Linked DNA regions of Homo sapiens: region 1 is linked to region 2. The links are chromatin contacts, found by Hi-C or POLR2A ChIA-PET in ENCODE. All regions are on one chromosome and are shown on one strand. Each heading gives the region's core, a stretch centred on a gene start or an enhancer-like site at or near the end of the contact. The rest is flanking DNA. Distances are from core to core; before and after follow the strand shown.

What was found. A loop is a pair of places that touch in the nucleus more often than their neighbours do. ChIA-PET counts read pairs that join two places held with the same protein, here RNA polymerase II (POLR2A). Pooled maps may share reads with other maps.
Region 1: a pooled map shows a loop between it and region 2 (2.3-fold over the local background). The contact joins two enhancer-like sites. A Hi-C loop is called at or near these places in 2 of 168 maps with a recorded cell type or tissue (B cell and heart right ventricle), 2 of 37 single-sample maps with no recorded cell type and 3 of 50 pooled maps. POLR2A ChIA-PET finds 5 or more read pairs at or near these places in 3 of 52 experiments (GM12878, H1 and T-cell).

What each region holds. Positions count from the first base shown.
Region 1 is chr13:21,362,820-21,366,899 of GRCh38, forward strand. It overlaps the pseudogene MIPEPP3. Among named protein-coding and RNA genes, the nearest start is that of LINC00539, 20 kb to the left of the region's middle. Within about 2 kb of position 2,817, at least 2 of the 41 ENCODE cell types and tissues checked have a DNase peak (open chromatin) inside an H3K27ac peak, as active enhancers do.
Region 2 is chr13:21,475,612-21,479,323 of GRCh38, forward strand. No RefSeq gene overlaps it. Among named protein-coding and RNA genes, the nearest start is that of ZDHHC20, 18 kb to the left of the region's middle. RefSeq lists a silencer at 1,697-1,746. Within about 2 kb of position 1,565, at least 11 of the 41 ENCODE cell types and tissues checked have a DNase peak (open chromatin) inside an H3K27ac peak, as active enhancers do.

The DNA.
Region 1 (4,080 bases), core at 1,567-4,066, 110 kb before region 2:
GACAGCCTGAAACCTAGCCCTCTTGTGCCAAACAGCCAGGCTGTGAAAGCAAAGAAAAATTTCTTGAAAAAAATTAAAAGTGCTACTGCAGTGAACACACGTATGATAAGAAAGCGAAACAGCCTTATTGCTGATATGGAGAAAGTGTGCGTGGTGTGGATAGAAGAGCAAACCAACCGCAATGTTCCCTTAAGCCAAAGCCTAATCCAGAGCAAGACCCTATCTCTTTGGTTCTATTAAGGCTGAGAGAGGTGAGGAAGCTGCAGAAGTGAAGTTGGAACCTAGTAGAGGTTGGTTCATAAGGTTTAAGGAAAGAAGCCATCTCCGTAACATCAAGTGCAAGATGAGGTGGCAAGTGCTCCAGATCTTGCTAAGATCATCGATGAAGGTCACTACACTAAACAACAGATTTTTCATGTAGATGAAAGAGCCTTCTACTGGAAGAAAATGCCACCTAAGACTTTCATAGCTAGAAAGGAGAAGTCAATGCCTGGCTTCAGAGCTTCAAAGGACAAGCTGACTCTCTTGTCAGGGGCTAATGCAGCTGGTGACTTGAAGTTGAAGCCAGTCCTCATGTACCATTCAAAAATCCTAAAGCACTTAAACTTATGCTAAATCTACTCTGTCTGTGCTTTATAAATGGAACAACAAACCTTGGGTGTCAGTACATCTGCTTACATCATGACTTACTGAATATTTTCAACCCACTGTTGAGACCTTCTGCTCAGAAAAAAAAAGATTTTTTGAAAATGTGACTGCTCATTGAGTACCAGGTCACCCAAGAGCTCTGATAGAGATGTACAAGAAGATGAATGTTTCCATGTCTGTTAGCACAACATCCATTCTGCAGCCCAGGAATCAAGGAGTCATTTTGACTTTCAATTCTTATTATTTAAAAAATACATTTTGTAAGGCTATAGCTTCCACAGATAGTGAATCCTCTGATGGATCTGGACAAAAGAAATTAAAACCTTCTGAAAATAATTCACTATTCCAGGTGCCATTAAGAACATTCATGATTCATGGGAGGAGGTCAAATGCCAACATTAACAGGAGTTCGGAAGAAGTCGATTCCAACCCTGGATGCCTTCGAAAAGCTCAATTGAGACTTTGGTCAATTTACCATAGGAAGTCACTGCAGATGTGGTGGAAATAGCAAGAGAACTATAATTAAAAGTGGAGCCCAAAGATGTGACTGAATTGCTGCAATCTCATGATGAAGTTTAAATAGGTGAGAAGTTGCTTTATATGGATGGGCAAAGAAAGTGGTTTCTTGAGACGGAATCTACTCCTGGTGAAGATGCCATGAACATGTTGAAATGACAACAAAGGATTTAGAATGTTACGTCGACTCAGTTGATAAAGCAGTGGCAGGGCTTGAGAGGATGGACTCTAATTTGGAAAGAAATTCTACTGTGGGTGAAATGCTATCAAACAGCATCACGTGCTACAGAGACATCTTTCGCGAAAGGAAGAGTCAATTGCCAAGGCAAACTTCATTGTTGTCTTATTTTAAGAAATTGCCACAGCCGCCCCCACCTTTGGCAACCACTACCCTGATCAGTTAGCAGCCATCCACAGTGAAGCAAGACCCTCCACTAGCAAAAAGATTGATTCACTGAAGGCTCAGATGAAGTCTAAGACGTCACCACCCAGCACCTCCTTGTCCTCACCCTTAGCAGGCTGAGCCCCGAGGCTGCCTCTGAGGGAAACACAACACACTGGTGTGTCTGTGCTGCTGGCACCCCACATCAGACACACACACAGACAGCCCCATGGGAGGCACAGACCCGATGGGGAGGCCTGGTGGACAGCACAGGAGAACTCAGCCAGCCACGTTCGTTGAGCTCTTATTGCAACCCCAGCCCCAGGCTACGCCCTGAAAGGGTTTGAGAAGAGACAGAGGCGGATGATCCAGACTTAGCCTCCTGAAGAATGGATGAGCAAGTGCTTACCTGTGTTTTAAGGGTCCCCAGGATCTGTTTTAATTAAGGATGATAAGGCACACAGACACAAAAATGACTCTCATGAAGAAGAAGCTTATTCTGCTCATACATTCCTAGAAACAGGAGGCCCAGCACAGCACACGGGGCCTCATAGGAGACACTGGGCCAGTCAGGAACAGAGGGAGACGGAGGAACTGTGGGCTGGAGCCTTTTTATGGTTTCCACGGGAGGAGTGGGTGAGCGGAGCACACAGGCTTAGGATTGTCTAGTTTAATTTCAGGGCTCTGGGGCAGATGACTATCCCTAATGTCTGGCAATGGCCCTGGGGTGACTAAAGCAGGTGGATGGATAGTAGCCCTCGTGTGAGAGCCTGATAGGGAAGGTGGGGCAGTCCCCCCAGAGTCAGCAATGCCCCAGATGTCAAAGTATCATGAATGAATAGAGAAAAGTAAAGACATGGGTAGTTCAGTGCCTGAACACCCATCAGGGCAGAGGTCTGCCCTAGGCAGTGGATGTCCAAGAAAGCACAATAATGCTCACATATTTAAAACATAAGTCATATCCACGATAATACATTTTTGGGATGATAAACCAATGTTAACCTCATCCAAAACTTCCCTCACAGACATGTCCGGAATAATGTTTGACCCAATACGTGGGCACCCAGTGGCCCAGCCAAGATGACATGTTAAATTGTCCATCACACTATCTTAATGTTTCACAGTTTCCTGGAGCTTAAAACGTCAGATATTGACCTCAGTACCTCCCCCGTCTCTCAGCACAAAACCCTGCACACTCTGCCTTCTACAACACATCTCAGACCCATGCCCACCTCTCAGCCCCACCAGGCCTGGCTTGCTTTGGGTCTCATGACATCCTGAGTTCCAACCACTGCCTGTGTGGCCTCAGGCCAGCAGCATTTCCTCCCTGCACTTTTCCCCACATGACACCTTTCTGTCTCTCTGATGTCAGGCTCTTGCCTAAAATCTGTCTGCGGTCTCCTCTCAGGGTGAAATTTCCACTCATGAGCCTGTCACGGAGGCCTACCTAACAGAGCCCTGACCTGCCCCTCCAGGCCCATTTTATCTTCCGCCCCAGGAGCCACCTGCAGATCTGAACACCTCTGGCCTCTTTCTACCTCTGTGCTGCACCTTCCTTCCCCTCTGTCTGCCTCCTCCCTCGACTAACCCCAGACCCACTAAACACTCACAGCCATGTGAACTGAACTCACCACACACATATCTCATTTCTACGGTGTGTGTTTGAAAGTTCCCCCTTTGCCTTCCTTTGATACTCCAGTAGGTAGGAGGAGTATCTCATTACTGTTGGTAGCAGTGGTATTTTGGGACCCCCCAGTTGGCTTCCACTGACAACACTTCTGCTGGGCGGGGGAGGGGTGCCTCATTACTGCTCCCCATGTGGTCTCTAATGTCACCATGGGAGGTGTGAGGCCTCATTATCGCTGGATGGTGATAAAAATTCCCATTTTCCACGTAGTCTTCTCTGATACCACCTATGTGGTTTGAATGATGGTGGCCCCTCCAAAATTCGTGTTGAACCTTAATCCCCACTGTGGTAGTATTAAGCGGCGGGGCCTTTTGGAAAGTTATTAAGTCATGAGGACTCTTCCCTCATGAATGTATTAGGGCCCTTATAAAAAAGGTTTGCTGAAGTGGCTTTGTGCCTGTAATACTGCATCAATTTATGCCACCATAATCATACTCTGAGAAGGAATTAGTGAATAAACTTTCCCTACCTTGTTTACAAAGATAATATGTAGTTGTTGTAGCAAATTTAAACAAAAAAAGAAAGTAAAATTACCCTAATGTCTACCAACCAGAAAACACTACTGTTGATATTTTGGTATACATCCTCCCAGGTTTCCATATATACATAGTGATTGTTCATATATAGGGAATTACACTATTCATTCAGAAAGTATTGACCGCCTAGTATGTGTCTGGCACTGTTTTAGTCACTAGGAATGTAATGGTAAATGAGACAGTGTTAGCTGGGCGCAGTGGCTCACACCTGTAATCCCAGCACTTTGGTAGGCCAAGGCAGGCAGATCGCTTAAGCCCGGGAGTTCAAGGCCAGTGAGGGCAACATGGTGGAACCCCTTCTCTACAAAAAA
Region 2 (3,712 bases), core at 315-2,814:
TATTTAATTAAAGACTGTCACTTTCCTTAGATTGGAAAGTTTTTAAAGGAAGGACTATTTCTATTTTGTTTATCACCGTGAGTCCAGCACATCTTCAGGCACATAATAGGCACTATATTATATTAACTGAATGAATGAATGACAAGTAACTTGGAGTTAGAAATGTCCATGCTTTTCCTACAGTTTTCTCAACCTCCCCATAACTTCAGTCACAGAAACAGTCTTGTATTATGGTGATTATATTCTCTAGTACTTATTAGAATAGTGCTATATTTACTTACACTATTAGGTAAGAAGACAGTTGTGGATTAGCCTAAGGACTGAGTTATATTGCAGAACACAGTTAAGGATAGATTGAATTGAGGTCTAAACAACTTTAAAGCATATGGGAAAGATACAGATTGTGGAGTTGGGGATATTTGGATTCAAATCCCAGCATTACCACTTATTAGCTATGCATTGTAGAAATTAACTAATCTCCCTGAGATTCAGTTTCTCCTCCTGTAAAATAGGAATAATAGTATCTTTCTCATAGCATTTATTGTAAGGATTAGGGGAAATTCTTTGTTTTGTTTGTTTGTTTGTTTGTTTGTTTTGCTACAGAGTCTCGCTCCATCGCCCAGGCTGGAGTGCAGTGGCACAAACTTGGCTCACCTCTGCCTCCTGGATGCAATCAATTCTCCTGTCTCACCTCCCAAGTAGCTGGGACTGCAGGTGCCCGCCACCATGCCGCCCATCTAATTTTTGTGTGTTTTTTTTTAGTAGAGACGGGGTTTCAACATATCAGTCAGGCTGGTCTCGAACTCCTGACCTCAGGTGATCCATCTGCCTCGGCCTCCCAAAGTGCTGGGGTTACAGGCGTGAGCCACCACACCTGGCAGGAAATTTTATATATATGTACACATAGGTCTAAATATAGCTCATGTAAGAAATACATATGTACTTACATGTGTATATATCTGCATTTTATATATAACACATATGTATATGGAAATATTCTAATATGTATATATGCATGTCTGCTATGCCTCTACCTCCTTATCTACCTGTGTTATAAATCTGCAGTTCCTGACACATGGTCATTGTATGAGTCAGGGTCCACATTAAGTATTTCAATAGATTATTATTATTATTTTTTTTTAGGACTGGGGAAGGGGAGCTTAACAGAAAAAAAATTAATAGAAGGAGCTGGTTAAACAGGTGCTAGAAGAGTGAAGAAGCAAAGAAGAAAGTAAATGCTGGAAGCAGCTACCACTCCCTGGTCCAGGGTACTAAGAGAAGAGGCTGGGGGATTAAAATCCAGAAACTGGAAAGAAAGGCCTGCCGTTCCCAAGAGGCGCCTGGTGCCAGTGCCTGGGCGGGTGGCGGGAGCGGGGAGAGGACACAATGTGGCTGGTTCCGGGAGTGCAAAACAAAAACAAAACAAAACATAAAAAAAACCACACACACACACAAAAAAAACCAGGAGACTGGTACTAACCGCTGCCAGGATGAAGGCTGAGTACAGACACAAATAACACTGACCGGACACAGAGAGGAACGAGCCCCTTTCCCTCCTCCCGGCTTGCAGGCTCCCTCTACTGCCCCCTATCGGCAGAGCCTAGCACGTCGCCAGCAAGCAAAGGGAAACGGGTTTTGCAGGGTCTGGGACCGGCCCCATCATGACAAAGCCAAGTATGTGTGCAAGCGAGGGGATGGAACGGAGAGACAATAGCTTAGTAACTTAATTTACTCATTCGCCATTTTAACAGCTGCCTAGAATTTCATTGTACAATTAGAGCACAATTTATCCATTTTCATGGTGCTAGATATTTATGTTGTTTCTGAATTTTTATTTGAAATGATGCTACTGTGAACATTCCTTTAATTCTTTTTGGATCATAAAATTTTGGGGAAGAGCTCGCATGACATTCTGCAAAGCATAAAGGAGTTATTAATATATTTTCACCCACTATTGAATGTTTAAATATTATATAAGTCTAGGTGTGGTAAGTACTATAAGCACACTGTTTTCTCCCATTTCATCCTCTTGGCAAGAGAACTCTCCTAGAAAGAAGACTAGCACCTAGCAGAATGCTTTGAATAGAGCAGGCTTCAATAAAGATTTGACATTGATGATACTGAAGAGATAACCTGGCTAGTAACAAGATGTTGCATAGAGATTCCAAACATTAATTTCCTTCCTTGCCGAATGTAAGCAAACACAAACAGCAAGTGCTAATGGTAAATGTGGTAAAGCACTAATTTCTCTGAGTTGGTCAATATTTAGCTGAGGCATGTCAGTTCAAAGCCTCCCACAATGTTTCTCCTTCATTAAGCAAGTCATCTCTGAGATATTCTGTAATTTTCTGTATATCTTCTTTATTATATGGTTAGTTTTTCTGTTAAAGATCATGTGTGGGCTGGGCATGGTGGCTCACGCCTGTAATCCCAGCACTTTGGGAGGCCAAGGCAGGCGGATCACGAGGTCAGGAGATCAAGACCATCCTGGCCAACATGGTGAAACCCCATCTCTACTAAAAATACAAAAAATTAGCTGGGTGTGGTGGCTAGTGCCTGTAATCCCAGCTACTCGGGAGGCTGAGGCAGGAGAATCTCTTGAACCCAGGAGGTGGAGGTTGCAGTGAGCTGAGATCGCGCCATTGCACTCCAGCCTGGGTGACAGAGCGAGAGACTCTGTCTCAAAAAAAAAAAAAAAAAAAGATCATGTGTGGGCCGGGTGCAGTGTCTCACCCTGTAATCCTAGCACTTTGGGAGGCCGAAGCGGGAGGATAGATTCAAGCCAGGAGTTCGAGACCAGCCTGGGCAAAATAGCAAGAACCCCGTCTCTACAGAATAGTTTTAAAAATTAGCTGGGTGTAGTGGTGCATGCCCCTAATCCCAGCTACTTGGGAGGATGAGGTGGAAGGATCGCTTGGGCCCAGGAGTTTGAGGAACCCTCAACTTCACTCCAGCCTGGGTGGAGCAAGGCCCTGCCAAAAAAAAAAAAAAAAAAAAAAAAAAGGCCGGGTGAGGTGGCTCACGCCTGTAATCCTAGCACTTTGGCAGGCCAAGGTGGGAGGATCACTTGAGGTCAGGAGTTCAAGACCAGCCTGGCCAACATGGTGAAACCCCATCTCTAATAAAAATACAAAAATTAGCTGGGCGTGGTGGCAGGTGCCTGTAATCCCATCTACTCAGGAGGCTAAGTCAGGAGAATCGCTTTAACTGGGAGGCAGAGGTTGCAGCGAACCTAGATGGTGCCACTGCACTCCAGCCTGGGTGACAGAGTGAGACTTTGTCTCAAAAAAAAAAAAAAAGAGAGAAAGGAAGGGACGACAAAGAAAGGAATGAAGAGAGAGTGAGAGTAAGAAAGAAAGAAGGAAAGAAAGAAAGAAAAAGAAGGAAAGAAAGAAAGAAAGAAAAAGGAAGGAAGGAACAGAGGGAGGGAGGGAGGGAAAGGAAAGGAAAGTAATGCTTGGTGTATGCAAGGCAGATAAAAATTTTTTGGAAAAGCAAGGCTGCCACCTTGTGGAACATTTGTATTGAATGCTTTCACTTTAAATCAACTGTAACGCCACAAGTGATTTGCAGGATTCTTTTAATTTTTCTCAATACGAGTTTTCTCCCTGCATTTCATCATTTTGTCTCATTCATTCTATGGCATCGATGTGGTATTAGTGTCAGTTTGCACTCCAGCTTTTGAAGATATGCAGTTTCCATTAAAGAAAAC